Regions from separate parts of the Homo sapiens genome. Here region 2 is linked to region 1. A link is a loop called in an ENCODE intact Hi-C map of the cell type or tissue named here. Cell type or tissue: K562. All regions are shown on one strand. Each heading gives the region's core, and the rest is flanking DNA. Links, peaks and the distances in the headings are about the cores only.

Region 1 (16,677 bases), core at 2,838-10,837:
CAAATGAGCATTTACTATTAAAAAAGAAGCAAAAATAAGTTATGAAATATAGCAGAGTTCTCCACATACATTGATGTTATACAATTATGATTTATGATGATAATAATTCCCCTAATTCCATAATCTGTGAAAATGAAATAAACTTATTTCCGTGAACCCTTCAAAAAAGATAACTCCCACAAATTCCTAATCAAACTGATTTTAAAAGAAAAGAGAAAAAGTAGATTTGAATGGAGAAATCGAGTGCTACAGAATATAAAATTTTCATTCATTTGTATAGTGGATTGTCATCTTGAAGTAAAGATGAAATGAAACAAAGTTGTTTGTGCTTTGAACATTGAAGCATTGTTCATCATGCATAATTAACAAAGTTGAAATTTTGTAAGTATGAATCATGCACAAAAGAGCCACAGCTATGATAGCTATTACAGGAAATGGAGGAAATTAATAATAAAAGGCAATACACTACCTCATAAATACATTCTCATCATAAGATTGGAGCATGAAAGCATTAAGAAAATGCCCTGATTAATTTAACAACTTAATCCTGTAAATTGGAGTATAGTTATTTCAGAATTCATTTGTACATAGACAAAGCAGAGACACAAAATAGCTTACTTTCATTAAGATTTTAAAAGCAATTCTTATGGATATGTGAAGATAATATTCTTTCAAAAGAAAGATTATAAGCGGATGTTCCTTAATGTTTCCGAAATTACCTAGTTTCTATATCTTTCTACAAGTACTATATTATATTCATTAAGAATCAGAATTGGCACATTCTGGGTTACATTCCAGTGATCTTACCTTCTATATAATTTATTTTAAGTAACTGCTAAAATTATGATTTTTAAAAGACTATGTGATACTAGGAACATAAATTAGAAGAAAAAGGTACTTTCTTAGTTCTCAGTAATTGAGTAAAGTTTAATCCTGATTAGAAGATCCTTGAGTACCATTTTGATGTGTGAAATAATTTATTTAGATGTTTTTAAAATAAATTTTGGAGTATTTTTGTAAAGTGCAAATACATGAGTAGTTTTCTAGAACGGCTTTTATGTCATGTGAACATGTGTGGATCACTATATTTTTTTTCCTATTAGCTATTTGGTAAAAGTCCACAATTTGCCAAGATGGTTAATAGGACACAAATATAGACATTTCATATGATGTACCATGTAAATGTAAACCTTTGTAGTTACATGTTTTTGTAGCAAGAGAATTGTTTTAAAAGGCATGTAATTTATTAGCTATCGGTAGCTTCTTTATTGCCTTGCCGCACTGCAGTAATAAATAAAAGAAAGTGAACTGATTTTACAAATGGCACACAAGGTGCACATTTTGTGGGAAAAAAAGTCTTTTTTTAAAGAATTGGCATTAAATCCTTTTTTTGTGATGACAAAGAGGCTAAGAGTGCAAACTGTATTTTCTGTTTATCGAAAACAGTCTTTTTTTCTCCGGGGCATTTTTCCCTATGATCATCAAGGGATTTCAAAAGCAATAAAGTGTGGAATCATTGTTCGACTTGAACAGTATTAAAACTTAGGTTTTAATTTCAGTGAAGTAATAAGATTTGAACCTGTCTCACATTACAGCACTGTAAGGCATTTAGCAATTGTATTTTAAAGGAGGTTTTTAAAATGCAGCTCACTTGTAAGCTAACTGTCTGTCAGTAATTAATAGTTTTTCTTCAGCATTGGCTGTTGTGATCAGACCAAGAAATATCTGGGTTTTTAGTAACACATTATGATAATTGTGAATGTTTATTCCTAATTAGTCTAAATGTCTAATAATTTTCAGCTTGCTTCTCTGGCTGTTTAAAAGAAAACAGAGGGTGATGTTTAAAGCTACAGTGTGTCTTATAAAAAATATGAATGTACATCTGCATGTATATTTCAGTAAGTTTTACACCCGGCAAGATTATGTCAGTTGACTCATTCATTAACTAAGTATTTTATTCTTCAGTACCATTTCCTAGTTTTTGATATTACATCATTTATATAGGGATTGCCAAATAAGGTACTGTATGTAAAGCTAAACCCACACTGATGATCTGGACTCTTCAGTGATGAACATTGAAACTTGTCTTTACTTCTTAAAAAGGGCTTTAAAATATGAGCATTTCTACTAAAACAATGTGGCAACATATTTGCTGATGAAAGATTGTATTTACCATATTGAATTGCCTTAGAAAATAATTGCCTCTACAAAAGGAAACATCTGTATGATAGCGCATGGTTAAAGCTGCCATCAATTTTTAACATTTGAGGGTTGAGCTATGACCTTTTATGATGACTGTGAACAGTAACTGCATCCATTAGCCATAAGTTTTGTTTCTTTATTTTAGTAGATGGTCTAGACTGTAAATATTAGAGAATCTAAAATAAATCAACATATTATCCTAAGGATACAAAATGTAAGAGCTATTTGTGGTTGGGAACCTTTGACAGATAGTTTGGATGAAGCAGATGATTGCCTGCCTAGCGTATCTGGTCTCCATTGCTATGCCTGCAGGCAGTTTAGTGCTATGGTTGTATATTGATGTCAGGGTTAGTACTGAGTGGCTAGCAGTGACAGATGTCTATAATTACAGGCAATGCTTCCAGTATTTCTGAAAAGCCAGCCTATGTTGAACAATTATCTTATTTCTGCCTTGCCAAAGAGCATGTTCCAATTGCTAGTATTAGCAATGGTGAATATAGTGCTTTATCTGCTGCCTTGGGACAAATGTGAGAAAAGCACTTGGTTATAAAACATAAATGCAAAATATTTTTTCAACATTTTAAATTAGTTAAGTTCAGTGTTTTCCTAATTTTTATCTCCCCATAATGTTTCTTTTGAAGGAGTCTTGAAATATAAAAGCACATTTGGCATACTTATTGGAATTTTGTTTTCCCCTAGGCCTTGCGTGGCTCCCCAGCGCCAGTATCCCTTGCTTTACTGAATAGATGTGTTTAAGCAAGTTGGCTTTGAAACAAGTTTCTCCTATGTGAATTGCATTTTCTGGTTGACACCCATTACAAAATTGGAAATGCATTTCCATGGAAAATCTCCTATGCCCAGTAAGTTTAGTTGGAAACTTTTAACAAGAAAAATTATAACATAATAGAAAATTTTGAAATGTGCTAAACACCTTAGTACTGGTGGCTTTCCATTTGCTGAGAATTGCAATTCTCAAGTTTTGTTGTAACCTTTTTTTTTTTTCTTAAGCCTTTGACCATTTATTGTCCATTTCTGTCTCTCAATTTTCATGGTCACTTCCTTCCTTGCTCCCTCTTGGCCCACTTTTCTGACTCATTAGAAATGTTTTCATGCTTGTTGGTGCCAGTTCTCACCTGCCCTTTTTATCTGGTCATTTGCATTCATGAGCTATGGGCTGTCATACCACACTTTCCAGCAGGTGCGGCTGCCTAACACATGATACTCTCTAACCTTCCTAAAGATTAAGGTGTTGGGGGTTAAAACATTATCCATGTTGTAAGTTATGAATCCTGTATTTTCAGGTAATGTAGAATGAGAAATATCTAGGAAATATCACTTGAGAATGCAGTTTATCTTCAACCTTAATCTAACCTGCAATGGGTTTCTGCTTTGCATTTAACCACTTTGCTGAATTATTCATTACATTTTCTCATTTAGTCTTCTCAACAATGTTCTGTTTAATATACATGAATATCATTTTGCAGAAATATGAAACAATTTCAGAATTAAAAGCTTGTTTAGTGGCAGGCCCTTGGTTTCAACCAGATCATCTTACTCTGAACCCAGTTTGCTTTTCGCTGTATCACATTGGCTATGTATGTATTTAGGCATGAGTCCAGGAATGATCAGTTTCAGAGTGTGTTGACTGATAATGCCAATATCATAAGTTTCATCTCCATACTAGCTGTTTTACTTCCCAAGGAAAAGACTCATTTCTTTAACTGAAGATTGGATGTCTAGTCCTGGCTCGCCATCAGTCACAAAAGAACTAAGCTAGATCCTTGATATTTTATGTCCTACAATAGGAGAAGCAACCTAGAACCAATAGTCTAGTGTCAGAGATCAGTAATATTATATTTATTTCTGAAAGGTAGCCCCTTTCTGTTCCCACTGTGAGAGAATGCCCCTTGGGAGCCCATCACCTAAAAACTCTTAATAATTTTAAACTAATGATAGTGTTCTGGACCCCCGTGTCTGTGTACATTAATTTAGTAAAGAAAATTTGGGCCGGGCACAGTGGCTCACGCCTATAATCCCAGCACTTTGGGAGGCTGAGGCAGGTGGATCACGAGGTCAGGAGATCAAGACCATCCTGGCTAACACGGTGAATCCTCGTCTCTACTAAAAAAATACAAAAACTTAGCTGGGCGTGGTGGCAGTCGCCTGTGGTCCCAGCTACTCGGGAGGCTGAGGCGGGAGAATGATGTGAACCCGGGAGGCAGAGCTTGCGGTGAGCCAGGATCATGCCACTCCAGCCTGGGCGACAGAGTGAGACTCCATCTCAAAAAAAAAAAAAAAAAAAAAAAAGAAAAAAGAAGAAAATTTGGACAATTGGATGGACCTATTGATCTGAATGGGGAAAACTTTGATAACTTATTGGACACAGTGATCATCTACTTACTCAGTGAGTTGAAAACTTACCTTGGAGATAGGAAGCAGGAACTTGTATTGACTCAAAAAATGAGGATGAAAGCTTTGAATCTGGCAATATAGGTGATGCAGATAAGTTCTTGAGATAAAATAACACCAAATACCACAGATCATTCTGTTTTTCTCCTGACTTTTTTTCTATCACTTTTCTTACTACTTTATTTCTTTGCAAGACTCAAAGACTAGACCCATTATTTAATATTAGAAGTTATGTTACCTTTCATTAAGACCCTCTCCCCTCTAACTACTACTAAAGCTACTCACATACCCACTTAGAACATATATCTGTTTTCTAGTATCTAGTCCAGATAAAGCACAAAGAAAAGAGACATTCCAATAAAAATAATAGGTAATACTTATGAAAATTTTACTGTATACCAGGACTGTTATAGGTCCTTCACATAAATTAACCATTTTAATCTCAAAAATTCCACAGATTAGGTACTACTCTCATCCTTTTTATATTTGAGGAAACTAAGGTTTAAAGGGTAAGCAACTTGCTCAAAATTACTTAGTAAGTGGCAGAATCTCACTAGTCTTGGGCTTCAGAATCTATTCCTAACCACTTCACTAGATTACCTCCTATTTTGTGATATTATACTTTGTAACCCTAGTTAAAAGATGTACTTTTGCCAATCAGAAGGTTACTTTGCCTGCTTAAGTCATTAGCCTCAGTTGCCACACTTCTATAATGAAAGTGCTTCATGGGAAACAGTACTAAGAGATTCTTTTTGGTTTTTTTTTTGAGATGAAGTCTCACTCTTGTCGCCCAGGCTAGAATGCAATGGAGCAGTCTCAGCTCACTGCAACCTCTGCCTCCTGGGTTCAAGTGATTCTCCTGCCTCAGCCTCCCAAGTTGCTGAGATTACAGGCGCGTGCCACCACGCCCTGCTAATTTTTTGTATTTTTAGTAGAAGTAGAAGCAGGGTTTCACCTTGTTGGCCAGGCTAGTCTGGAACTCAGGTGATCCACCCATCTCGGCCTCCTAAAGTGCTGGGATTACAGGCGTGAGCCACCGCGCCCGGCTGAGATTCTTAAAAATCATTCTGTCAAATATTATTTATGATTTATTCTTTTTTAGGGCTAGCTTTTAGTAACTGGTTTCTGGAATTATCTCACTGAAGCAATCCCATTGTCATTCATATAACCACATCCAGAATTTGAACAGGACTTCACCATGTCTCTGCTCATGGGCTCCAGAATAAAATCAAAGTCCCAAGAATATCATAAGTAACAACCACAAAGATTGTCAGCCACTTTCTCCTTTTATTTGAGATTGGGGAGGCCTTTTGCTCTTATTTCTGGTGCCAGGTGGCAGGTCCCTAAACTTTGTGCTTTTTAGGTTGTACGCCTGAGGAGTGATGTACCCAGAGTTCCAGAGAAGGCTTGGAAAATAGTTAAGGTGAGTTGGGTTGCTGGTTATGATGGTGGACCAGCAATCTTTATGCTTGTCTCACTACAGCCTCAGATTCTAATTAGTAAAACAGGCATATGCATACAATGATTAAGTGTAGGCATGCATTGTCTTCATTCCCTTTTTATGCATTATATAATTCTACAATGTTCATATTTTATAGCCAAAGGTTTAGTAGTCCACTAATAAGCAGTATTAGCTGCAAAGCCTATATTTAATGTGGTTGCATAGTACAAAAGCATCCTAGATTTCTTGATGCTAACATTGCTGAGTAACCAATTATAATCAGTTATTAATACTTAAGAAAGTTTTATTTGGCTACATTGAATAGCATCTGTTATTGAACAGTGTCTAGAGCACATGTATCCCTTGTGTCAGAATGTGTTTCTGGCTGACACCTTTAGGAGGTACGGGGGATTAAACAAAATATTTTACTTCCCAGTTCCCCACCTCTGCTATCACCCTCTCACAAACTTCATCCAGCATCAGCTTCTTTGCCCTAAAATTTAATCGTCATCTTATAAACTTGCTATTGCAAAGAATTATAAATATTCCTTTAACTGTCTGAAATGCTCTTTCAAACCATGGTCCCAAAATCCTCTACTAAAATTAAGCCTTCTTCCCAAGCATCTGGTGCCATAGCCATAGTTAGCTTCTTTTTGAATGGGCTTGGGGAGATAATATATTTACCCAGGGCTTTACCATGGCTTTATCCATAGAAGACTAGTTTAACAGAAGCTTGGCCCCAGACATGGAGTGAATTGGCAGCCAACAGGAGCAAAGCTGTGTCAGGACAAATGTACACTCTCCATTTTCTCTGGTTGGCTTTCAGCTGGTTGCACCACAGGAGTCTTTCTGTGGACTGCATATCCTGTGACCAGTAACTGGTGCACTCAACCCAGGTCCCTCTTGGCTAGGGAAGGCCTGTCGGGAGGCATTAGGTTCATGCTGGTGGAGATCCTTAGTCAGTGGCTCCCTGAAGGAAAGTAAGGCAAACAGCCAGCTTCTGTTGAACAGGTGGTAGTTAGACCCTAGATCTGCTTGGGGGTGGGAGGAAAAGAATCTCTCCAAAATTACCAGCCTTGCTGGTTTTCACATTATACCTGTACTCTTTCTAATAAATTATTGTTTAGAAACTGACTCAGAAATATCTCTGACAGCATCTGGAGCTTTCTGACTTTTCCACCTTCCTTAGCAGTCTGGATTTGGGCCCAAGTTAGAAATGGAAACCCCACTGGGGTGCAAGCAAAAGAGGAAGCATGTTCTTAGCCATGCATCAGTGGAGGCCCCTACTGGGAGAGGGGATTATCACAAGGCAGCAGGCAGCCCTGCACCCCAGCCTGCTGAGTTCATGCTTTGTGCCACAGGATGTGGAGCGAAGGAAATGTGAGGCCAAAGTGGTCACTCCAAGTTTTCTTATACAATAGCTTATTCAAGCAGACTGGGAATGCCTCTTAAGAGATTTGTTAGGTACATGTGCCCTTAGCAAGATGGCCACCACAGATGGTGGGTTCAGATATTCTAATTGAAATAAATGTTTAACATTCAGATGTATTTTATACTTCCATAACCAGTTTTTCTTTATCAGATGCTGTTCCTTATTCAACTGAATGAGGCAAGCAGGATTATTCACCTTTTACCACTTGATTTCCAACATAAATTATGGTTTTAAAATCAAATTCTGGCAAAAGATTTTTCTGTCTAATTTCAGGCTTATATTTAGTGATGTTATTTGAAACGATATGGAAAAATTAGTCACCCAGGATTAATGTGGATCTATTCAGTGTCACTAAGTTTGTGTATTTAATATACAGCAATGATGTTTGTACCATTAATTCTCTTGTTATGGTGATAAGTTAATTGTGATTATCATATTTTATCCTGCTTCAAATGTTAATGAAAGAGCTAAGTACCTTTAGTTCCAAATGGTTTAGATCCAAGTCATTAAATGCTCTATTCTTTCTTACACCTCTCCTCCTCCCTCCTCTACTAATGCCTTTCACATTGATGAGGTCTTTCTTATAGAAAGCACTGAATTGACCTCAAAGGCACTTGAAGCCTAAAACAAAAATATGAAAATTGATTTCTTATTCATAGTAAGTGATTTCATACTGTGTTCCTAAATTCTCTTCCTAAGGAACACTAATGCTTTCATTATATTGGATCCTTTCCAGTGACAGGTTTTGTTTTACCAATTTAGAACCAGTTAAAAACCTTCATTAATAAGTCATTCCAATAGATTGAAACAATACTTGAAAATTCACAGTAATATTTGGGGGATCTTTTGTGGTATCACTTTTGTATTACCTGATATGTTTTTGAGAATAAATTGGTTCAGAGAAGGTTTGTCATCCAATGGCAAAATACTTTGTTGTTGACTTCTACTGCACTGTTAATTTTCTGCATTGAGCCTGCTTAAACAATGCACTAAAGCTCTTTGAGAAGTTATAGCATCTTAAACACTTATAGAAGGCCTAAGGGTATTAACTTACTATAATTTTCTGAAGATTCATTATCCAAAATCTTAATTCATTATAAAAACTCTTTTGAAAACCTATAGAACCAGTGTTTTCTCTTATTTTCTTATTTGCACAGAATGAGAGATTCGTTGTTCTTTTTAATTTGTTTCATGTGGTGCTTTTGAGTACATTTCATAAAGGACTGTTATTGAATTTCTGTGACTGTCATTATATATCCATACAATCTTTAGGAACTAATATTCTGGGTTTCCCAGTTCTGTAATCTACTCCAAATTTAAAGATTGACATAATTAGTTTCCTCAGAGTTATAACCAGAATGTTAGAGACAGTGCTCCAGATACCTAAGACTAAGGATTAGGATTGGTAAAAGAAATTTTAAAAATTATTTCGGCACATGCTTTTTTTATTCTTTATTAAATGTACAACTCAAAATTATGTTGCTATTTGTAGTTTATGTCCGCATCTGTTTTTCTTACCTAGTTCCCTTTTTAAAACCATATGTAACATCTTTTAAGCTACTTGCAAATTCTACAGGCAATATTTGTCATTTGATGAGTTGAGAATTTGGAGAATGTATTGGCTCATTGAAGCATTATGTACTATCCAAATGCTCTTTTCTTAAATTTATAAGAACCTTTGCAGTAAAATAAATACGGCTAAGAAAACAAATATATTAAAACAGTTTTTTAAGAGCATGCCTTCTCAAATCTGTAATAATGATAATTCCTTACATTTCTAATCACTTTCCATATTTCAGGAGCAAGAGAGATGGGTAACTGGTTAAAATGGGTAATTTTTCTAGTTTCTAAGACAATACACATTGAGAAGTAGAAAGAATTTGATTTTGTATCATGAAATTTTGAAGCAGTTCCTTTATGCCTTTAACAAATGCAATTTCTGAGTGTTACTAGAAGGTGTTAATTGAACATATTTGTAAAGATTTAAGAGTTATGGATACAGATTATAAGATTTTGTTTATTTGTTTTAACCGTCTTTATGCTGTGTGAAAATCTTCAAAGCACCTTCTGATTTTTTCTGTTATTTTTCATGTGAAGAGCCTTCTCTTCAAAAGGTGTTACCTGACCACTTCAGCACCTACTGTGCAGAAGGGTCAATGAAAGGTTGTACAGGGAAACAGCATTTGTTGAGTAACTATTAAATGTCAAGCTCTGAGTTCGGGATCATCATTTAATCTAATCAAAAGCCCATAAAGTAGGTTTTTTTGTTTTTTTGTTTTTTTTGAGATGGAGTCTCGCTCTGTCACCCAGGCTGGAGTGCAATGGCACAATCTTGGCTCACTGCAACCTCCGCCTTCTAGGTTCAAACAATTCTCCTGTCTCAGCCTCCCAAGTAGCTGGGATTACAGGTACACGCCACGACGCTCGGCTAATTTTTTGTATTTTAGTTTGGGGTTTCACCGTGTTGCCCAGGCTGGTCTCGAACTCCTGAGCTCAAGCAATCCTCCCACCTCGGCCTCCCAAAGTGCTGGGATTATAGGCATGAGCCACCGCGCCCAGCCTAAAGTAGGTATTATTATTATTATTACTATTTTATGGGTAAGAAACCAAGATTCAGAGACCTTAAGAAACACCTAGTTAGTGGCAGATATAGAATTCAAATGCAGTATCTTTGGGACCAAAGTCTGTGCTTTTTCTACTTGCTAAGTTTATCACGACAGTGTTCTAAGACAATATACCACTGGAGATGTAAAGAGAAATAGACATTTCCCCTGCATTCCAGGAGTACATGCTGAAAATAGTGGAGGAAACGTATTCGTGTGGAAATTAATACTACAAAAATATCATATTCTATTATATGTTTTGAGAAGTGCCCGTAACAGGCTGGCAAGGTTTCAAATTAAGACTCTTCTTACTGAATTTATAGGGAGAGCTTCTTCCAGAAATATTATTTAAGCATTAAAACCACACCTTTTAAAATGACAACATTTTACCAGTGTTCATCCCAGATGGGTAGGATTTGGGGTATATTATTTCACAGGGGGAAGAATACATGCCTTTTATGCGTTTTCCTTTGTTAAAGAATCATATATGAAATGGGATTGACCAAAATGTACATTTTAACCATATATTCTTTTTATTCATTTAAGAAACATTATTGAGTAGTAGGCACGTGAGATTTTAAAAAAACAGAGCATCATTTCTGCTCTCAGGGAGCTTACAGTCTATTATGCAGGCATATTATGAAATGCAGAAGAAGGAAAGAAGGGAGGAGGGCTCAGACAGGCAAAACCTTGGTTACAGAATGTGCATCTCTGACTATATAAAACTCATAACCAAAGGCATAACCATATATTCAGTGTCATTGTATTGGCCATCCTTCTCTGAAGGATGACCACACAGATAGGTTTAGTCTCTTATTTCTTAGATTTTGACTCATTTTTCATTGTGATGAGATTATCTTAATACATTCTGAAATAAGAGACAAGGAATCTGTGGACTGAAAGTGAGTTTTTTTTTTTTCCTTTTCTTGCATTCCTATGTAACTCCTATATACTTCCTTAAAATAGATACTGCAATATGGTTTCTTCTTGGTGTCATAAAAATTATTTCGGTTGAAATAATACAAGTTGTAGAAAGTGTTAAAAACTCTAAATACTGTGTTAGAAGATTTTTCTGTAGAAGACTTTCATTGACCTGTGCTTGATGATAAACGATTTTGTAGGTATTTCCTAACTGAACAAATTACTTCTCACTCCCAAATTATCCATGTTTAAAAGGGATAATTAAATTTCAAATGTTTGGAGACATTTTCATGTTTTCTGCATGTTATCTGAATGATAAGGTACCTTGAAAAATGAGAAACAGTCTTTTAAAAGAAACACTGTAATCATACATTGATTTTAAATGACCCTGTCACACATGAAAACAAATCAGATTGTTGCTCTTAATGAGCTTTTCAATTTACTATTCAGTAGATCAGATAAGTGGATTTAAGAGGTAATGATCCTGTTTAGTACTCAAGCTTGACTGTCAGATCCTAGTAGTGGAGAGAAATCCCCAAGGACAAAAGCATTGACACAGTTCTAGATGGGATAATGGGAATCAAAGCTAATGGATGATAAAAGGAATGGTGCAAGTTACAAGGATAATTGTGGATTAAAGCACTGCCATGTGTCAATGTTGACTGTTTTTCTAGTATATTATTGGGTCAGATCTGATGCTTTGAGAAACTGTTTTGACAGCAGAACACAACAGACCTGCCTGCCTAGCTTCCTCCTCTTTTGAATGCCAGGGACACGGTAGGAAAACTTCCTTGTAGGACCCATTGAATTAGAAAGCACATTTTTTAATGTTAAAATGTTTGAAATGTTTAAAATCACATTTTAAAATGCATAATAAAATGATTAAAACAAAAATTATGTCTGAGTTTTGCCATAAAAAAGGCATTTATAATGTCTTGAAAATGTAAAATTTGATTTTACGAAAGTCCACTGTAGTTATTTATCGAAAACAAGAAAATTAACCAGTAAAGATGTAAATACAATAAGAAGAAAATAAGTAATTTGAGATAATGCCATGGACACATCCTTTCCAAAACCAGGATGTCATGGAATTTATTATTAATTTCATTTATCTATATAAATGATCCTGTGTACCATCAAAGAATTTGTGCTTTGAGTTGTGGTAAAGCTAGTTTAAACATACTCATTCATATTTTCATCTTTGTTAAACAAACGTGCCTTTTAAATTCCAGTCAGAGTTAAGGGCACACAGTCTCTGGCCCTGGAACTGAGCAAGTGGGTAAAGCAGGGCACACAGTAGGGTGTCTGATCCCTACTGTTAGTTGATTTTATAAAACTGGGCTTATTTTAAGGATCTCTTGACAGGGGTGCCACTAAAATAAAATTAAAGACAATTGCTATAATCAGTTACTAAATATTCAAGCTGTTCTCTCTAGCTACTTTTCTTTTTCTGTTGTAATTTACGATTCTATGTATTTTGTCTGTAGAATCCAATATGTGCTTAATGGGAAAAGTCGTTTCTCTCTCTTTGTGTAAAAACTATTCACATTATAATATAGTCCTAGTAGATCCAGACCGTGTCCTTCCACTGCACATTAAAGCCACGTAGTATTCACTTGACACATATTGCCCTAGGTGCAATAGTAGGGACACAAAGAATAAGGCATAGTGTCACCCCTCAAGAAGCACTCAGTGTCATGAGGGAGATTCACATCCAAACAGTTACAGTGTGAAAAGCGCCATGACAGAGGAATGGACTGGACGTTGTGGGAACATAAAGGAGAGTTCAACTCACTGTGCCTAGGAAGCCTTCAGAGGAGATGACTTTTGAATGAGTATGAGGGGAAAAAGAGGAAGAAGACTGATTGAGGCAAAATGACCAGCACATGAACACATAAAAATCTGAAATTGCATGAGATGTCTCAGTGATCCATCAGCATTTTATTGTGGCTTGAGGTTGAGGGAAATGTGGAAGTTGAGGTAGGCTGAGGCCAAGTTGTGAAATGCTTTGTGTGCCATTAATCATGTCGATGCTAGGTTTTCCAAGGGACCCAATTTGTATACTTCTATATACGAGAGAGGTTTGGCATCATGGTGAGCTTAGGGAAACTTTCTGTTCTACATATCATTCTTCATTAGAGCCCTCTTTGTGCTTAAAGGTTTGTGATTATTGAGGATTGTTGGTAACTGACTTCTTTAGATTCTCTCTCCTCCTTAGCTCCCTCTTTCCCCCAAACATCTTACAAGCAACAATGGTCACTTTAATCTTGTTAGAGATGAAGGCCTACTCTCATGGGCAAAGTCACAGATATATAATCACTGAAATGCTTTTCTGTAGGGCTCAGAAGTTAGTAGGTAAGGCAGCAGGAATTTGAATCTCAGTCTTCCTTTCTCTCTCTCTGTTTCTCTCTCTCTCTCTCTCTTTCTTCCCCAGCTTCTGCTCTCCACCGTTCAGCCCTTCCTGCCTTCTGTCACCCTCTACACCTAACCCTTCCTCCTCTCCCTCTTTTTCTCTCCCTCTGATTCACTCCATCAGCCTGAGGAGAAGGCTTCCAGACACAGGACTCAGGTTGAAAGCCTGGAACACAACCTGCTGGTTCAAATGGTATTTAAAATCCAGAAAAGAAATTTCTACAATGGCAGCTTTCCTCCCCTCTATGACCCTATACCTCTGGGTGATTTGTGTTGCCCCTGTGATACCTTCATGACCTATGGTGGTGTATCAAGCTCGTGTTCAGATATAAAAAACAAAAGACAGAGGGAATAGAAGCTATGTTGCTGTACATAAGAAATAGGCAGATTAGGAGAAAGTGAGAGAACACAATCACAGAGGATCAAATCACAGAAGAGAAATCCCATACAGCTGGTGACTGGCAGGGATAACCTGGAATCACACCAGAGCATCAGGGAGTATGGAGGTGTCAACCCACCTCTCAGCTTTGCCAGGCTAGTAAGGGGTATAAGTGGCATTTTCCCACTTGAAGTGGGATATGTGTTTATAAGCTTAATGTGGCTTGGATTGAGACTGAAATGTTGCACCCCAAACTCTGCAACCAACACTCCCTAATTGGAAGCTTAGTGGATTCCCAGGCCCTGATGTTTTCAACAGGGAATCCCTGAGCTTGGGATTTCAGTGTCAACATGAAAAGTAAGACGTACCTGTATATTTGGGGAAGCTTAATTAGGTAATATTTGAGGAGAATTTCTATAAGTTAACTTCCTTTGATTTTTTTAAATCCTTATTTTTATAACTGCCTTAAATAATCCTGAAATGGTTAATATTTTGCTGAAATCTAGAATAGGTGGAAAATTTTTAAGTGTTGGAACCTTTTGTTGAAGTACTCTACTTTCCAGCCCTTTGCATACCTACTCCCGTCTTCCAGAAAGGGGTGGTCTACCACTTTGAGAAAAAAAAAAAATGTGTGTGGTGTGGTGGGAGTAAAATGGATATATGAGTGTGTTTGTGTGTAAGCGTTTATATATTTCAAAATAGGAGCGATCTGGAGGAAAAAGTTAGCAAATTTTAAAATTATAAGATTCTTTTTAAAAAATTCCTTTGCTCTCCCACCCACTCCCTACTTCAGTGTGGATACCACAGTGCATTAAATCTTATGTTTGTTCAATTCGAATAGTCTTTTGAAAATATATGTTAATAGTAAAACTTTTAACAATGAAATGTTTTAATGCAGGTATATGCTCGTATGTCAGAAGTCTTAGGAATAACAGATGACAACCACGTTCTAGAGACGTTCATGACAAAAATGTGAGTTCTTGTTTTGGTCTTTAATTTTTCTTTTGTTGTTGTTTTAAATGTAATAGATCTTTTTATTGTATTTAAACCTTTTTATATATTAATTTTTAAATAAAAGACTTAAAATTATGCTTTGTTAGAATGTTAGCATTGTTCTTAATTGAAACTTAATTTCACATATTGAAAAGTCACCATCCAAAGGACATTGTAATTTGTCAAGTTTCCATACAACGGCAGCGTGCAGCATCAGATGATGATTTTAAAAGATTTACAGACCTTGACTCTTCAGATCAATTGGGCAGCATTTTTTTTTATTTAAAAAGAAAAGCACGCGATTTGAAAGACCACGTGAAGAGATTATTGCAAATTGAAATCATTGAGAGAGGTCTGATAGGGCATTCATTAGTTCTAAGAGAAACCTATGGCTGGCAGAGACATATTCATGGAAACTGTCCTTATATTGGACTTATAACATTAGCAGAATAAACTAGTTTCTAGTCATAACTTTGTACACGTAGCCAAACTTGTATGCCTCCACCTGGCACCCCGCTTTATCTGTGTAACAGACAAACAACACTGTCTTGATTGCAGACAGCAAAGTTAGATAAACAGTCGTGATCATAAGAAGTGAGTTTTGGAGCCACAGATTGATGGTTCATTATTTGGCAGTAACAGTGAGCCTCTATTTGGCTTTCTTTGTAACTCCTGCTTCTCCTCCCTAATATGTTTTGGGTACAAACTTGATGTTTTCCAGTGAAACACTTAGACAACTTTTTAATTTACAAAACTAAATATGTAGAATTATACACCATTTGGAGAGCAATATTCATTGCAGATTGCATATAATTTTGAATATGCTATTGAAAGAATAGACAATGTTTTTGAGCCTGTTTTTCACTTTCAAAATATTTGTGATTTAGGTCATCAAACTTACATAAATTTATGTGTATTCTCTGGTTCTCCTTAGACAAGCAAATATCTTACTTATAATTAAAGACTTTTTTTCATATTTAGTGTTACAAACCTTAAATACTGGGGAAGATATGAGCCTGTAATTTCAAGGACTCTTCAGTTCCTAAATGACCTTTCTGTTGGATATCCTTTTCACTGTATATCTGACATTATGTGTAAACAACCTAGCAGATGCATTTAATTAACCAGGTATTCTCCTTGTTTATAATTTTTGCAATTTTTTAAAAAAATAAAAAGACCTTTCATTTAGCCTTATCTGTAAATGCATGTTTTTGAAAGGTTTTAATTAGCTGTATACTATGAAGCATTTAGTCGGAATCACTGTTGAATTTATATGGACATATAGATTCCTAAGTAGTTACAGTTATATTTATACTCACCCAGGCTAATAAATGGTTATATAAGAAAGTCCACATGTATTTTAGTTCATGCTTTTTTGTAATTGTCAGAAATTCGTGTCCTAAAAGAAAGTATGTAACTTAATTTTAAGGAGGTCAAAATGTTCTAAAAATATTACCTTATAAAAACTGCATTCCTGTGAGTAAATATATCTCTAATATTCTTCAGTTGAAAAGAACATCATTTTCATTAGTTGAAAGGCACAATGGAGTAATACAAAGAAAATAAGTTTTTTGACCATTTCTTTGATTATTGCCCCCACCAAATCAACATCTAATCTAATCTAAAATAAGATTCCCCATTATACATTAAATGTTTAGATTTCTCTGTCTAGCAGATTTTTAAAATTCTAAAACCAAGAATCTTCTTACTAAAGTCTAGTTGACAGTATTGTCATATTTCTAACAACTAGAGAGAATCATGTAGATTTTCTTTTCTACATTAGCTATCAAATATATAGGACTTGTGAAAGATAAGTGTTGGATTAATCACTAAGATTAGCTGATCTTTTAATATGAGGACAAATTCTGAAAATGGTGGCATTGAA
Region 2 (15,402 bases), core at 1-8,000, 350 kb before region 1:
GTTCAATCTGGAACACCCTTGCACTGACCAGGGCTCCATTTTATTTGCCAGGGGGCTATGATGGAAATGATGTGGAGTTCACCTGGCTGAGAGGGAACGACTCTGTGCGTGGACTGGAACACCTGCGGCTTGCTCAGTACACCATAGAGCGGTATTTCACCTTAGTCACCAGATCGCAGCAGGAGACAGGTAACTCATGTGACAAACTGTATGAAATAAAAATAAGTGAACTGAGGTGTAGGGTTGCTCTCTGAGTCAGAAATATCGTCTTCTCACTTTACCTCCTTGGGATGCAGTGGAGCGGGACAGTAGGGTTTGTGCTGAGCAATTCCACCTCCTCCACACCCAGTATTAAAATGGTCCACTGAGGAACAGACCTCTGGACCAGCTCTGAAGCCTTGCACCATGTACCTCCAGATACTTGCTAATGAGTGCTCAAATTCCGTGCCTCCATCATGCATAAAATTTATTCATATTTCTCACTGGAACACTAGTTCTCTGACACTGAAGAATAAAAATAAGAATACAGCTCAAAGATGAAGAAGACAGCAGCAATGCCCAACAAGAGCATGAACACTCTAATTATTGCAAACATGGCAGGAAGTATTACTTATTCATTTCATTTACCAGAAATGCATCTCTTGGTCTTTGGCGATTTTACATAGACATGTTTGGAAAGATGTGATGTTATATAAAAGCAGCTGGCATTTTCCTCTCACTTCCTTATGATAATATTAAGAACGCTTATTCTCATCAATATTTGCACCCTAAAAAATTACTACATATTTTATTTTATTTAATTGAGACAAAGTCTTTCGCACAGGCTGGAGTGCAGTGGCACGATCTCAGCTCACTGCAACCTTCGCCTCCCAGGTTCAAGCGACTCTTGTGCCTCAGCCTCCTGAGTAGCCGGGATTACAGGCATCCTCCAGCATGCCCGGCTAATTTTTGTATTTTTGGTAGAGAGGGGTTTCGCCATGTTGGCCAGGCTGGTCTCGAACTCCTGACCTCAAGTGATCCACCCGCCTTGGCCTCCCAAAGTGCTGGAATTACAGGCATGAGCCACCGCGCCCGGCCTACTGTGTATTTTAGTTGAGCCTAGGTGACATTAAAAATCATATGTCACACCAAGATCATGGTTACATGAAAATTAGAAACTAAAGGGTATGTATAGAGAAAAGACTGGAATAGAAGGAAAGATGATTTTTTCTCTCTACTTTTCTTATTTTCCAAATTTTTCTTTTCTTTTTTCTTTTATCTATTTACTTATTATTTTACTTTATTTTATTTTATTTATTTGAGACAGTGTCTCACTCTAGTGTCACCTAGGCTGGAGTGCAGTGGCGCAATCTCAGCTCACGGCAAAATTCACCTCCTGGGCTTGGGTGATCCTCCCACCTCAGTCTCACTGGTAGCTGGGACTATAGGTGTGTGCCATCATGCCTGGGTAATGTTTTGTATTATTGTAGAGATGAGGTTACATCATGTTTCCCAGCTGGTCTCGAACTCCTGAGCTCCAGCAAACCACCTGCCTTGGCCTCCCAAAATGCTGGGATTACAGACATGAGCCACCAAGCCTGGCTTTATTTTCCAAAATTTAAGTAATTATCATGAATTATTTTTATAATGGGCAAATAAATACACTTTATTTTTAAAGACAACTTTGTAAATTAGGGCTATGCAGTCATAGTTTACCAAATCTGGATTCCCAAGTTGGGTTCATATAAAAAATGGCTTCAGTTTTCAAAATTATGTAATCTCATGTAGCACATAACCACCCTCTTTAGGTACAAAAGAGGGTCGTTATTTAGTCAAATGTTGATTCTAAGGTTTGCTTGTTTGTTTTTAAAACATTGACTTTCAAAATCAAGAAAATAAAGCAGGCAGTGTAGACTGATAAAACATCCCTGGACCAACGGGCAAAAGACCTGGTTTTTATTCTTTCTTCTAACATCAACTCCAGGTCCTTTTCAAATCACTAAAACTTCCTGTGTCTCAATTTACCCATCAATAAAGTAAAATAATAAGTAATCTCTAGGGTCTCACCAAGCTCGAAAAGTACATATTTTTATTCTATACTATATTTATCCAGGCATATGTCTGTTGTTTTTTTAATGGTATAATTTCTCATTTCAGGCTTTAATTTGGGGGTGACAGAGGGTTGGAGCAGCTCCCATTCACCATCCTGTTTTTCCCCAACAACAATCTAAGCCAGACTTTTCCTGTTCCCAGAGGATAACCTCTTCATTCATGCATCCACACCAGTGCTGGCCACTACTGCTCACCTCCCCATAATAGAAGCACAGCAGGAGCAGAGCTTGGGACTCTAACCCATGGACATATATGTTTTGTGCTACAGTAGCCTATTTACCACAGAGAATTCTGTTACTGATAGCTCTCTAACACATGCCTTTCCCACATCTAGAATACACTGCTAGATTCCCTAAGGATGGCCCTGAAGTAGTATAAAATCTGGGGTGCCTCTGAAATCATCAAAAATTCACTTATATTTAATAGGTCCATTAGGTCTATTCCATAGTATTCCTTGAGAAACAGATGGTCACAGGTAATCTTCATTAAACAGGTATTTATTGAACAACTACTTTGTGAGTGCAGAACTGAAAGATTCAGTGTTTGCCCCCAAGGAACTCACTGTCTAGTGAGGCAGACGTCAAGAAAACCAGTATTGATTGCACTGCTGTAGGAATACTGTGATTCAGAAAAGCCCAGGTTGGACATAAGGCAGGACAGCGCCCCTATAAATCCCATTCAATGCAACAGCAGTGTCTCCTGTGGAAATCATAATGACAGTTCATACATAACCAGATTTAGATCAATGACAGAGGGCTTAATGTACATATAGTTAAGCATCCCATAGAGAAACCACTTGCTACACGAACAGACACAATTTCCTATCTGTTGTTTACCCTTTCAGGAAATTACACTAGATTGGTCTTACAGTTTGAGCTTCGGAGGAATGTTCTGTATTTCATTTTGGAAACCTACGTTCCTTCCACTTTCCTGGTGGTGTTGTCCTGGGTTTCATTTTGGATCTCTCTCGATTCAGTCCCTGCAAGAACCTGCATTGGTAAGCAGCTCCAACAGGAGATTTCTAAGAACTGGCTTATCAGGTTACTTACTTTTTTTCCTTTTACCATTGTCTTCATTGATATTCCTAAGGCAGTTCCAAGAGTTGTTTTCTTGGGAGATTCTTTTACAGAGAAAGAAAGAGAGAGACAGAAAGAGACTACTTTAGGATTCTGGGTTTTTTGTTGTTGTTTTTTTTTTGGAGACAGAATTTCACTCTTGTTGCCCAGGTTGGAGTGGACTGGCGTGATCTCGGCTCACTGCAACCTCTGCCTTCCAGGTTCAAGTGACTCTCCTGCCTTATCATCCCAGGTAGCTGGGACTACAGGCATGTGCCATGATGCCCAACTTATTTTTGTATTTTTAGTAGAGATGGGGTTTCACCACGTTGCCCAGGCTGGTCCTGAACTCCTGACCTCAAGTGATCTGCCCACCTTGGCCTCCCAAAGTGCTGGGATTACAGGTGTGAGCCACTATGCCCTGCCAGGAGTGGTGCATTTTTAAACTTAAGTTTTACAGTGACAAGTAAGGGATCATTGTGCTTAGATGGTCTATTGTCAGTTCTTTTGCATATTTATCACCCCCTCCCAGGAGAAGACAGAACGTGAAACATTAAAAAAAAACACATCCCTCATATCTGTACAAAATGGACAAATCAACCCTATTCTAGAAGGTCGCAGACTTTTCAAAATGAGATGCATTCCATTTCTGGGTCTTGCCCTCACCCTGCCAATTCTCAAATGGGGACACTCTGCCAGGCTATGGTGGAGGACTAACCAGTCACTTTGTAGGAACATCCCCTGCCTGTTTTCCCAGGAGTGACGACCGTGTTATCAATGACCACACTGATGATCGGGTCCCGCACTTCTCTTCCCAACACCAACTGCTTCATCAAGGCCATCGATGTGTACCTGGGGATCTGCTTTAGCTTTGTGTTTGGGGCCTTGCTAGAATATGCAGTTGCTCACTACAGTTCCTTACAGCAGATGGCAGCCAAAGATAGGGTAAGAGTCTTGAGGGCCCTGTGTATGATCCATCACTGGTGCCGTGTGCTGATCTGTAGACATGGGCTGGACCTGGCTTCTATCCCCACCCCACCCGCAGTGATTCCCTGTGCTCCAGTGAGTCTTATCCTTGTTCAGGTGGGAGCAGCTGGAAGTCATGGTGCCCCTTGAAAAAGACCATTCTTTTCACCAAATACAATGAGATATTAATATGTTTAATTTTCCAGCAGAAAATATGTTATCTGTATGCAGCATAAAATCACAACCACAGGAGCAAGCATCCATGAAGAATCCAATATGAAAAAAACATGATCAGCTGCTTGCAAGTTTTATATTAATATATATTTACTATTTAATTCTTTTGTTGCATTATTTTGTCCTTAAATTATACAAGTAATGCTTTACTGAAAAATGTATGGAAATATTAGATTGTGACAAATTTCTTGGTGAGCATATTTTTCTGCTAATTGAGAAAAACTGTCATTATTTGGTTTAGCAATGGAACACTATAGTCCAGCTCTCTAAATAATAATAATAGTCATTATTTATCAAGCATTTACATGTGCCAGACACAGTAACAAGCCTTTTGCAAATACTATATTATTTTAAATGCTCATAACAACCCAATAAGGTTGTCTCCTTTTTTAAATTTATGAAATCTGATAACAAGAAGGGAAAGAGACTTACCGCAGGGGATATAGATACTAAGAGGTAGAGCTGGGATTCCAACCTAAACCTACTTGGTTCCAAAGCCTGACACTTATCCGCTATTCCCACTTGCAGAGAGCATTAGACCATGCTCTTAACTATCACCCTTTACAGGTTCATGGACCCCTAGTGTTATTTGGAAGCCAAATTTGATAGATAATGGCATTCTAAAGTTCATGCTAAGAAGCAAGAAAATGATAGGGATCCAGTTCAGAAGAGGTGCCCACCTTGAGCAAAGTGCTAGGACCACGGAGGATCTAATAGTGTAGAATGAGGAATCAAAATGACCCAAAGATCCAGTTGCTTTTTCCCTTGGGTTTGGCTACAGTGAGTAATGTTTCATAGTCATGTCATCCAAGCACCAAAGGCAAATGACCACGTGTGCCAGCCAAAGAGGAACATGGCTTTTATTTATTTTGCTCCCTTAGGCTTCCTTATGAGGGAGGAAGGAAGTTGAGTTACCTCCTCATCCCCCCGCCCAAGAATCTGGATTTACTAGATTGGCAAAATGGACATTGGTGAAATACTGACAGCCTCCTCTAAAGACACCAGAAAGCTCTTATTCTGCTGTGTATATGATAATCACTGCACTATGGAGTACTCACTGTGTCCTAAACATCCGTCAACATCTCCTTTAGTTCATCCAACAACACAATGAAATGAGTACCATTATTATCCCAATTTTACTCTTGAGAAATGTGCCACTAATTGATGTGGCACATTTCTCAAGGGTAAAATTGGGATAATAATGGTACTCATTTCATTGTCCTGTACAGTGATATGGTAACTCCCATAAGACCCCACACCTAGCAAGCGGCCTGGTCAAGGAACCAAACCACACTCTCTCTGACTTCACTACACTCCCACATTCCTGGGAGTTGACCCCAGCCATGTTGGAGAATGGCAACTCCTTGCAATGGCAGGGAGCATCACTATTTCTGCTTTGGTGGCAAAGCCTTTAAGACACAGCTGATTTCTATTATCTCTCGTAATCAGTTACTCCTTTCTCCCTGGAACAGAATTGAAGTCATCAAACACCTACCAGATGCTTTCCATTTTTTACCATTTAATCTTCCCATCAGTCTCAAGATGGCAATACCAATCACCATTTGGCAGGCGAGGAAATAAAGTCTTGGAGGGATTGAGGTGACTAAAGTTTCACAATAGTGAGAGGCCGAATGGAATTTGAACCCAGGTCCACTAACTTCAAAGCCTGAGCATTTCGCATCTGGCACACTGCTCAGGATATCCACAGTAGGCCATGTTTACTCCTCCTGTTATATATGCTGGTGACCTACAAATAGGTGTCTCCAAACAGGGCAACAGGAGCCCAAGCCTGGCTTATTGGCCAATTTCTGAAGCACTCAATGCCACTCTCTATTAAGCCTAATTATTCAACACTTAGGCCTCTAAACTTTTTATTAGCTCATTACCTACTTATTTATTTTGCTGAGTCAAGTCTTTTAAGCTAACTGCATTGTCTATGAACTAGGGGACAACAAAGGAAGTAGAAGAAGTCAGTATTACTAATATCATCAACAGCTCCATCTCCAGCTTTAAACGGAAGATCAGCTTTGCCAGCATTGAAATTTCCAGCGACAACGTTGACTACAGTGACTTGACAATGAAAACCAGCGACAAGTTCAAGTTTGTCTTCCGAGAAAAGATGGGCAGGATTGTTGATTATTTCACAATTCAAAACCCCAGTAATGTTGATCACTATTCCAAACTACTGTTTCCTTTGATTTTTATGCTAGCCAATGTATTTTACTGGGCATACTACATGTATTTTTGAGTCAATGTTAAATTTCTTGCATGCCATAGGTCTTCAACAGGACAAGATAATGATGTAAATGGTATTTTAGGCCAAGTGTGCACCCACATCCAATGGTGCTACAAGTGACTGAAATAATATTTGAGTCTTTCTGCTCAAAGAATGAAGCTCCAACCATTGTTCTAAGCTGTGTAGAAGTCCTAGCATTATAGGATCTTGTAATAGAAACATCAGTCCATTCCTCTTTCATCTTAATCAAGGACATTCCCATGGAGCCCAAGATTACAAATGTACTCAGGGCTGTTTATTCGGTGGCTCCCTGGTTTGCATTTACCTCATATAAAGAATGGGAAGGAGACCATTGGGTAACCCTCAAGTGTCAGAAGTTGTTTCTAAAGTAACTATACATGTTTTTTACTAAATCTCTGCAGTGCTTATAAAATACATTGTTGCCTATTTAGGGAGTAACATTTTCTAGTTTTTGTTTCTGGTTAAAATGAAATATGGGCTTATGTCAATTCATTGGAAGTCAATGCACTAACTCAATACCAAGATGAGTTTTTAAATAATGAATATTATTTAATACCACAACAGAATTATCCCCAATTTCCAATAAGTCCTATCATTGAAAATTCAAATATAAGTGAAGAAAAAATTAGTAGATCAACAATCTAAACAAATCCCTCGGTTCTAAGATACAATGGATTCCCCATACTGGAAGGACTCTGAGGCTTTATTCCCCCACTATGCATATCTTATCATTTTATTATTATACACACATCCATCCTAAACTATACTAAAGCCCTTTTCCCATGCATGGATGGAAATGGAAGATTTTTTTTTAACTTGTTCTAGAAGTCTTAATATGGGCTGTTGCCATGAAGGCTTGCAGAATTGAGTCCATTTTCTAGCTGCCTTTATTCACATAGTGATGGGGTACTAAAAGTACTGGGTTGACTCAGAGAGTCGCTGTCATTCTGTCATTGCTGCTACTCTAACACTGAGCAACACTCTCCCAGTGGCAGATCCCCTGTATCATTCCAAGAGGAGCATTCATCCCTTTGCTCTAATGATCAGGAATGATGCTTATTAGAAAACAAACTGCTTGACCCAGGAACAAGTGGCTTAGCTTAAGTAAACTTGGCTTTGCTCAGATCCCTGATCCTTCCAGCTGGTCTGCTATGAGTGGCTTATCCCGCATGAGCAGGAGCGTGCTGGCCCTGAGTACTGAACTTTCTGAGTAACAATGAGATACGTTACAGAACCTATGTTCAGGTTGCGGGTGAGCTGCCCTCTCCAAATCCAGCCAGAGATGCACATTCCTCGGCCAGTCTCAGCCAACAGTACCAAAAGTGATTTTTGAGTGTGCCAGGGTAAAGGCTTCCAGTTCAGCCTCAGTTATTTTAGACAATCTCGCCATCTTTAATTTCTTAGCTTCCTGTTCTAATAAATGCACGGCTTTACCTTTCCTGTCAGAAATAAACCAAGGCTCTAAAAGATGATTTCCCTTCTGTAACTCCCTAGAGCCACAGGTTCTCATTCCTTTTCCCATTATACTTCTCACAATTCAGTTTCTATGAGTTTGATCACCTGATTTTTTTAACAAAATATTTCTAACGGGAATGGGTGGGAGTGCTGGTGAAAAGAGGTGAAATGTGGTTGTATGAGCCAATCATATTTGTGATTTTTTAAAAAAAGTTTAAAAGGAAATATCTGTTCTGAAACCCCACTTAAGCATTGTTTTTATATAAAAACAATGATAAAGATGTGAAACTGTGAAATAAATATACCATATTAGCTACCCACCAAATCAAGTGGTCATCTATACAATGATTGTTATAAGATCCAATCTGGAGAAGGTATGTATCACAGTACAAACTCAATGGGCTCACATCCTTCTATCCTCATGTTCCCCCAACCCCAAACGGTACACATATATGCTCAAGACACACATATAAACCCTACCATTAATATCTTCTGCCAAGCAAATAGTAAATGCTGGTGACATAGCCAATGTTTTCTTTGACATCACTGCACCACAACACCTGCCTTGCAGTTAAACAGCTGAGCCTGGTGATAGCAAAAGAGCCAATTCTCAAAAAATGTCACAGATTTTCTTCTAAGCATTCTTTATCACTTGGAATTCTCTTTTTTGTTGTTGAATGATATTTTTATAGTTTGAGAATACACTTTGCGGGGGGAACATTGACTCTTGGATTTTGTATCACTCTGCACTAAAGTGTAGCTACTACATCAGAGTTCTCAGTAAAAACTTCTAATATTCGAAACCTGTCCATTTTATCCCCTACCCAGAGCAGTCCCAGTGATCACGTTGTTCAAAATATTTACTTCTTGGTTGAAAATATCAAGAACAACCTCACCAAATTTCCAAAGGACATGAAACTAGCTGGGGTTGGGAATATTCTAAATCATAGAAATATAATTATTAGTTAACTTGCTACTGAGACTAGCAATAGTCTCAATATAAGAAATCATAAAAATATAGGAAGACACTCAATAGCAACTAAATGGCAGATGGTTCATTTCAAATGAAAGGGAGAAATGAGGGTGGGGCGCAGTGGCTCATACTTGTAATCCCAGTATTTTGGGAGGCTGAGGTGGGTGGATCACTTGAGGTCAGGAGTTCGAGACCAGCCTGGGCAACATGGCGAAACCCTGTCTCTACTAAAAATAGAAAAAAATTAGCCGGGCGTGGTGGTGGGTGCCTGTAATCACAGCTACTCAGGAGGCTGAGGCAGGAGAATCACTTGAACCCAAGAGGCAGAGGTTGCAGTGAGCCAAGATCACACCACTGCACTCCAGCCTGGGCAACAGAGTGAGACTCCATCTCAAAAAAAAAAAAAAAAAAAAAAGAAGAAGAAAAGAAAAAAGGAGAAATGAGCATAGCAGAAAAGGGCTGGAGATTACAGTAGACCTCAAGCTGGAAATGAGCAGGCAATGCAGGGGAGTCCCCGTCGAAGAAAAGTACAGTATGGCTTTCAGTGCCAGGTGATATGGTTTGGCTCTGTGTTCCATCTCGAATTGTAATCCCCACATGTCGTGGGAGGGACTTGGTGGGAAGTGATTTGATCATGGGGGTGGTTTCCCCCATGCTGTTCTCATGATAGTGAGGGAGTTTTCACAAGAGCTGATGGTTTTAAAGTATAGCACTTCCTTGCTCTCTCTCTCTCCTGCTGCCATGTAAGACATGCCTTGCTTCCCCTTTGCCTTCCACCATGATTGTAAGTTTTCTGAGGCCTCCCCAGCCATGCAGAACTGTGAGTCAATTAAGCCTCTTTTGTTTATAAATTACCCATTCTCAGGTAATGTCTTTATAGAAGTGTGAAAACGAACTAATACACAAGGCAAGTATAGTGACAAGCATAAAGATCTGCAGTTAGTGGGAGTTTGAGATCAAGATATGGTCTTTTGGCCAGGTGCAGTGGCTCACGCCTGTAATCCCAGCACTTTGAGAGGCCAAGGTGGGTGGATCATGAGGTCAGGAGATCGAGACCATTCTGGCTAACATGGTGAAACCCCATCTCTACCAAAAATACAAAAAATTAGCCAGGTGTGGTGGCGCATGCCTGTAGTCCCAGCTACACAGGAGGCTGAGGCAGGAGAATCACTTGAACCCAGGAGGCAGAGGTTGCAGTGAGCCGAGATGGCACCACTGCACTCCAGCCTGGTGACAGAGACTCCATCTCAAAAAAAAAAAAAAAGAGATAAGGTATTTCTTCAATGTTGTGCCTTACTCTTACACATAGAGAGCAGTTCTTCTCAGCTGCTGGCCCATAGTGAATTTTTATCAGTTTACTGCCAAAGTTCCTTGCTTTTTAAAACGTATACATTTTTAAAATTGTCTTTTAACAGACAAGGAATTACACCCTAATATGTGATCAATGTAAGTTATGTGTGATATTTTTTAAAAGAAAAATTGAAAATATGTTTAATCTATTTTTAAAATTAAATATATATTAAATTACATATAATTTTCAACAGTTTTGTAAAGACTTTAAATATATATCAGACTGCAGTATATTTGGGTGGAAAACACTGAGTTCAATTTTGGCCCATACTTCTAGGGATGTACAGAAATGGGGAAAGAGAGAAGAATGACAGAAGTGATTTAAATAATAGAAAACAAGTCCAACAAGAAGGAGCTTTTGTACCTTGGAAAGTAAGCTGAGTAAATGACTGTCATTATTAGGTTCAAGAGAAATTTTGTGCAAGGGACATGCTGTTCCACTATTCACCTGAATAAGTGAACTGAATAAAAGTAAATAGGCATAAAAGCACTTCAGAGAAAGCCTAATTGTTTAGAAGGAAGAAAATGTGCAGGTTGAATAATGAAATGCTCAGATTCTCCATCTGGAAATTTCCCATGAGAATAAAGAATCATCTCTCCCTTTGATTTTGCCATACAGCTGCCTGAAAGCAGACAGCTCTATTTTACCAGGTAATCTTGGAAGGTTGTAGATGCAGGGAGATGCCTCTGGCTGCAGAAAATTAAAGTGTCAACGTATTGCTAACATAAAACAAATGCCTAAGAATATTCCTGGTGGCCCACAAGGTTGAACTTCAAAATTATGATTTCTTTTGGGGGATCTGAAGGGGAATCATGTGATTCATAGCTTTCAGTGACTTGGCTATGATATGAAACTTAACCACTCAATATCATTTCTTCTAACTGTGCCTTCCCAGACATTAGATAAAATGCAATCCCATTTGAAAACTAGGAAAGAGAATAGAACATGAAAAGTGAGTAAATAACTACCTGATGGTCCAATGTCCCTGTGATCTTTGAGGACATCTGCATTTACAAGCCAGCTAGCTATTCCTCTCTCAGTGAAGACGAGACCCAAGAGTTAAAGAGTTGTAGAGTTGGGCAATGTTGTGTATCTTTTTGCTGTAATACATTATAGCCATGAGTACAACTATATGCGGAGTCCTGTGAATCCTCCTGGTGAATCATCAAACCTAGCCAGTGGTCATGGGGACTCTGGACACACAGGCTTTGAAGCAGTGGTTCCTGAATCCGGCTGATCATAAGAATCACTGGTGGAGCTCTATAGGCAACTGACCCCAGAGTCTCAACTCAGACTTATGGACTCAAGACCTGTATTTTTCCAAGCTCTCCACATGTGAAGCCAGATGGGAAGACAGATACCACGTGCCTTGGTGGAAAAGACAACAACTTCATGAAAACTACATTTTCAGGAGGGTGAAATAATACAGTGTGTCCACCACATGGAAACGTCCAACAGGATATGACTATTGAATATGAATAATATGTAGAGCAGACAGAAAGCAAATTTTTCCTTCTGTTTCATTGAATCTCCTATGTTAGTGCCAAGAAGGAACAGGACATCTGACATGGTTTGGATTTGTGTCTCCACCCAAATCTCACATCAAATTGTAATCTCCAATGTTGGAAGACGGGACTGGTGGGAGGTGATTGGATCATGGGGGAGGACTTCCCCCTTGCAATTCTCGTGATGATGAGTTCTCACGAGATCTGGTTGTTTAAAAGTGTGTAGCACCTCCCCCTTTTCTCTCTTCCTTCTGCTCCAGCCATGTAAGACGAGCCTGCTTCCCCTTCACCTTCTGCCATGACTGAAAGTTTCCTGAGGCCTCCCCAGCCATGCTTCCTGTATAGCCTGTGGAACCATGAGCCAGTTAAACCTCTTTTCTTTATAAATTACCAGTCTCAGGTAGTTCTTTATAGCAAAGCAAGAATAAACTAATACAACATCTATTTCTGATGTGGCCATAACATGACAAAAAAGCATCCAATGATAAATTTGTGGTTGAAGAATGATGCAGGCATACAGGGATACAGCAGTTCTTTGTTGCAACTCCCAGTTTTTGAGACACTAAACCTTAACCTTAGTTAAAGTTAATTTGAGTTTATGTAAATCAATTAAAAACATTCACAGGAATGCAAAAAGTTAGACTACCTGCAATCAAAGAACCTGCTTTCTGTAATGGGTAGGAGGGGGCAGCTGGCTTGAATGATGCCTCATAGGTAGCCCTCAAGGTCAGGGGTCTGAGTCAAAAGCTTCACTAAGAACTCAGAGTAATGAAAGGAGGGAGCACTCAGCTGAGAAATATGCGATCATCAGAGTTGTGACATAAAAAGGCAACTCCAAATTTTTTCCACAAAGAATCTAGTTGCATTCCATTTCAGACTTATCTCAAAAGACTAATCCAGTTTAATTTAGTGTGGGAACCCAAGAATGAGAGTCAGACTTCCTTCTCCTTCTCAGGGCCTCTTTGAGTCTGGCCTGCCAACTTACTCTGTGTCTGCACCCAAGGCAGAGGCCTGCAGTTTCTTTTTGGACTAAGACACTTGTGTAATTTCCAAATTTTAGAAGTTTTGAAGCTGGGATTTCAGGTTGAATACATTCATGGACACATTTAACGAACAAGAATTGTGGCTATGTCCTTAAAACATACAAAGAAGAGGCATGAATGATGAATAGACAGTTGGTCTCTATGAAAATATTTCTTTTTAAAGGAAGTAGGCAAACATGTCTCTGATGGATTTTGCTTTTCAATAACAAATTATTGAACCAATTCACAAAAACATATCTTGAAGGATCGAAAAGCCCTCATTCATAAACCAAATCATATCTATGGAACAAAACAAAGGAAATGGGACAGGGTGACAGTGGAAACTGATAACCACAAATATCACCAATAAAAGTTAGACTCAGATGCCATGGCATTTAAAGCCACAAACTTTAGAATGCAATAATAAAGTGAATTTTCAGAATGTAAAGAAGTCCCAGGAGAAATTATCCATTTAAAAATATGTGAGATGTGCTTTTTCTGAGTTTGTATATTTCTTACATCCTAAGAAAACATTCTAATTCATTTCACAGAGGGATTCAAAGGCAAATTCTCAACAAGGGAAATACAACTTTGTTTTTTATCTACTCATTTAGGAATTGAATAGAATTTATTAAGTTATTTTTTCCACAAAGAATCTAGTTGCATTCCATTTCAGACTTATCCCAAAAGACTAATCCAGTTTAATTTAGTGTGGGAACCCAAGAATGAGAGTCAAGAGACCTGGACTCTACTATTAACTGAATCTCTATTTGCCTAAGTTTTCTAATACGTCAAAGGGAACAAATATATTCACCCTTTCTATCTCACAGGTTTGTAGTATGGTTAAAAATTAAGATTATAAATGTGAAACTATTTTGGACATGTGATATCAGTCACACAAATGGGTCCTAATCAATCTGATACATGGTTATACACATATTACATACTCCCAGAAAATCAGTAGCTGGGACTTGATGAAGTGCAGCCAGCTTATATGTCATGTTAGTAGAAACTAGGGTGGGAGACGACACAGGATGCGTCCAAAATCAAACAGGGCACAGCCAAGACTAGAAGCCATGTCTTCTAGGCCTAGCATCTTTTCACCAATCCCATGACCTCCTCAAAGGATTCTGTGCACTCAGCTTCATGCTCAGCCTATGCAGAAGCAGGGCTGCAAGATTACAACATCTATAGAACAACAGCAAGCCGCGACCTCATAAAGATTGAATGGCATTATCTGTGGCCTGTGTCTTGATGATCTCTCTCAATCTGCCAGAACTGTTCCACACCCTAACCCACCCACCAGAAATTTGAGGCAGGGGCATCTCTGGAATCTTTACTAGCAAATCAGATCATTCTTCCCCAGAAAAGACTTAAAGTCATTTGTTAGCCTAGAGGACCCTGCTTTTCACCTCTTCCATCTAAAAGTTCCTGCAAAGGAGATCACAAAAGCTGGCATCTTGCCCACAGTGCATATTGGAGCAGCCTGGCTCACTGCTCCAAGAACACAGTTAACAAGAACATCCTATTTCATCTCTACAAAGGTGAAAGATCTCAGCTCATGATTCCTCTCAGCACTCCACTGGTGATTGTTTTAAAAATGCATTTGTATGTATACACAATGCCTTCTATTGCAATGAATCTTTCACATTTTTAAAGGCAAGTTGTATGTTCTGACACTATAAATGGTAGTAAAGGTATTTCAAATTATCTCCCATTTGCTTACTATATTAACCAAGAGAGTACATAAAGGGCAATAAAGTTACATCTTTATCAGAAAAGCATACTGTGCTTTGGTAAGCACTGTGTTGTCACAGCACCACTGTCTGCTCAAAGTTTTGTAATGTTTTCCAAATAGAACACAGGAGTAAAGTAACTTTTATGCAGTTTGCTGGGGGAAAATATTAAGAATAATCACCATAGTGCAGTCCATCAGAGGTGTTTTTATTTTTTTATTTTGCTTTTTCTCAGATAGAGAGACTTGATGTTACAAGTTGCATGAAAGGACGGAAGTCCATGGTGTATAAATGCTAGTTAATAGCTACAATTTTTTATGTGACAACTATGTACTAAGCACCTCACCTACCCTATCTCTCATCCTGACAATAGTCCTATAAGGTAGATGATATTAATCCATTTTGCAGAGGGGAAAACAGTGATTCAAGGAGATTCAATGGCCGGCTCAAGGTTACATAGTTGGGAAGTGGCAGAGCTTCGATTTGAACCCAGGTCTATTTGGCCTCAAGACTTCTGCCTGGGCTGGGTGCGGTGGCTCACGCCTGTAATCCCAGCACTTTGGGAGGCTGAGGTGGGGGGATCACCTGAGGTCAGTAGTTCGTGACCAGCCTGGCCAACATGGTAAAATCCCGTCGCTACTAAAAACACAAAAATTGGCTGGGCATGGTGGCACACGCCTGTAGTCTCAGCTACTCGGGAGGCTGAGGCAGGAGAATCACTTGAACCCGGGAGCCAGAGGTTGCAGTGAGTTGAGAT

Evidence for each region. Hi-C counts contacts between places; a loop is a spot of excess contacts. Peaks named below come from ENCODE experiments on the same cell type or tissue, not always from the same donor. Only the 100,000 strongest peaks of a DNase experiment are listed, where the experiment ranks them.
Region 2: it touches region 1 in a loop (2.0-fold over the local background); 10 of 110 quality-filtered maps call a loop at or near these places.

What each region holds. Positions count from the first base shown.
Region 1 is chr5:171,155,433-171,172,109 of GRCh38, forward strand. RANBP17 (RAN binding protein 17) reads left to right here. Exons shown (of 28, transcript NM_022897.5): 15 at 14,698-14,771; 16 at 15,774-15,854. Among named protein-coding and RNA genes, the nearest start is that of TLX3, 150 kb to the right of the region's middle. In K562, for the core only: a CTCF peak has its summit at 7,339; a DNase peak (open chromatin) is centred at 7,349.
Region 2 is chr5:170,805,665-170,821,066 of GRCh38, forward strand. GABRP (gamma-aminobutyric acid type A receptor subunit pi) reads left to right here. Exons shown (of 10, transcript NM_014211.3): 7 at 52-189; 8 at 2,936-3,088; 9 at 3,904-4,091; 10 at 6,292-8,383. The coding sequence ends at 6,594. Among named protein-coding and RNA genes, the nearest start is that of GABRP, 30 kb to the left of the region's middle. In K562, for the core only: a CTCF peak has its summit at 4,093 (motif pointing right); no DNase peak of the experiment used is centred there.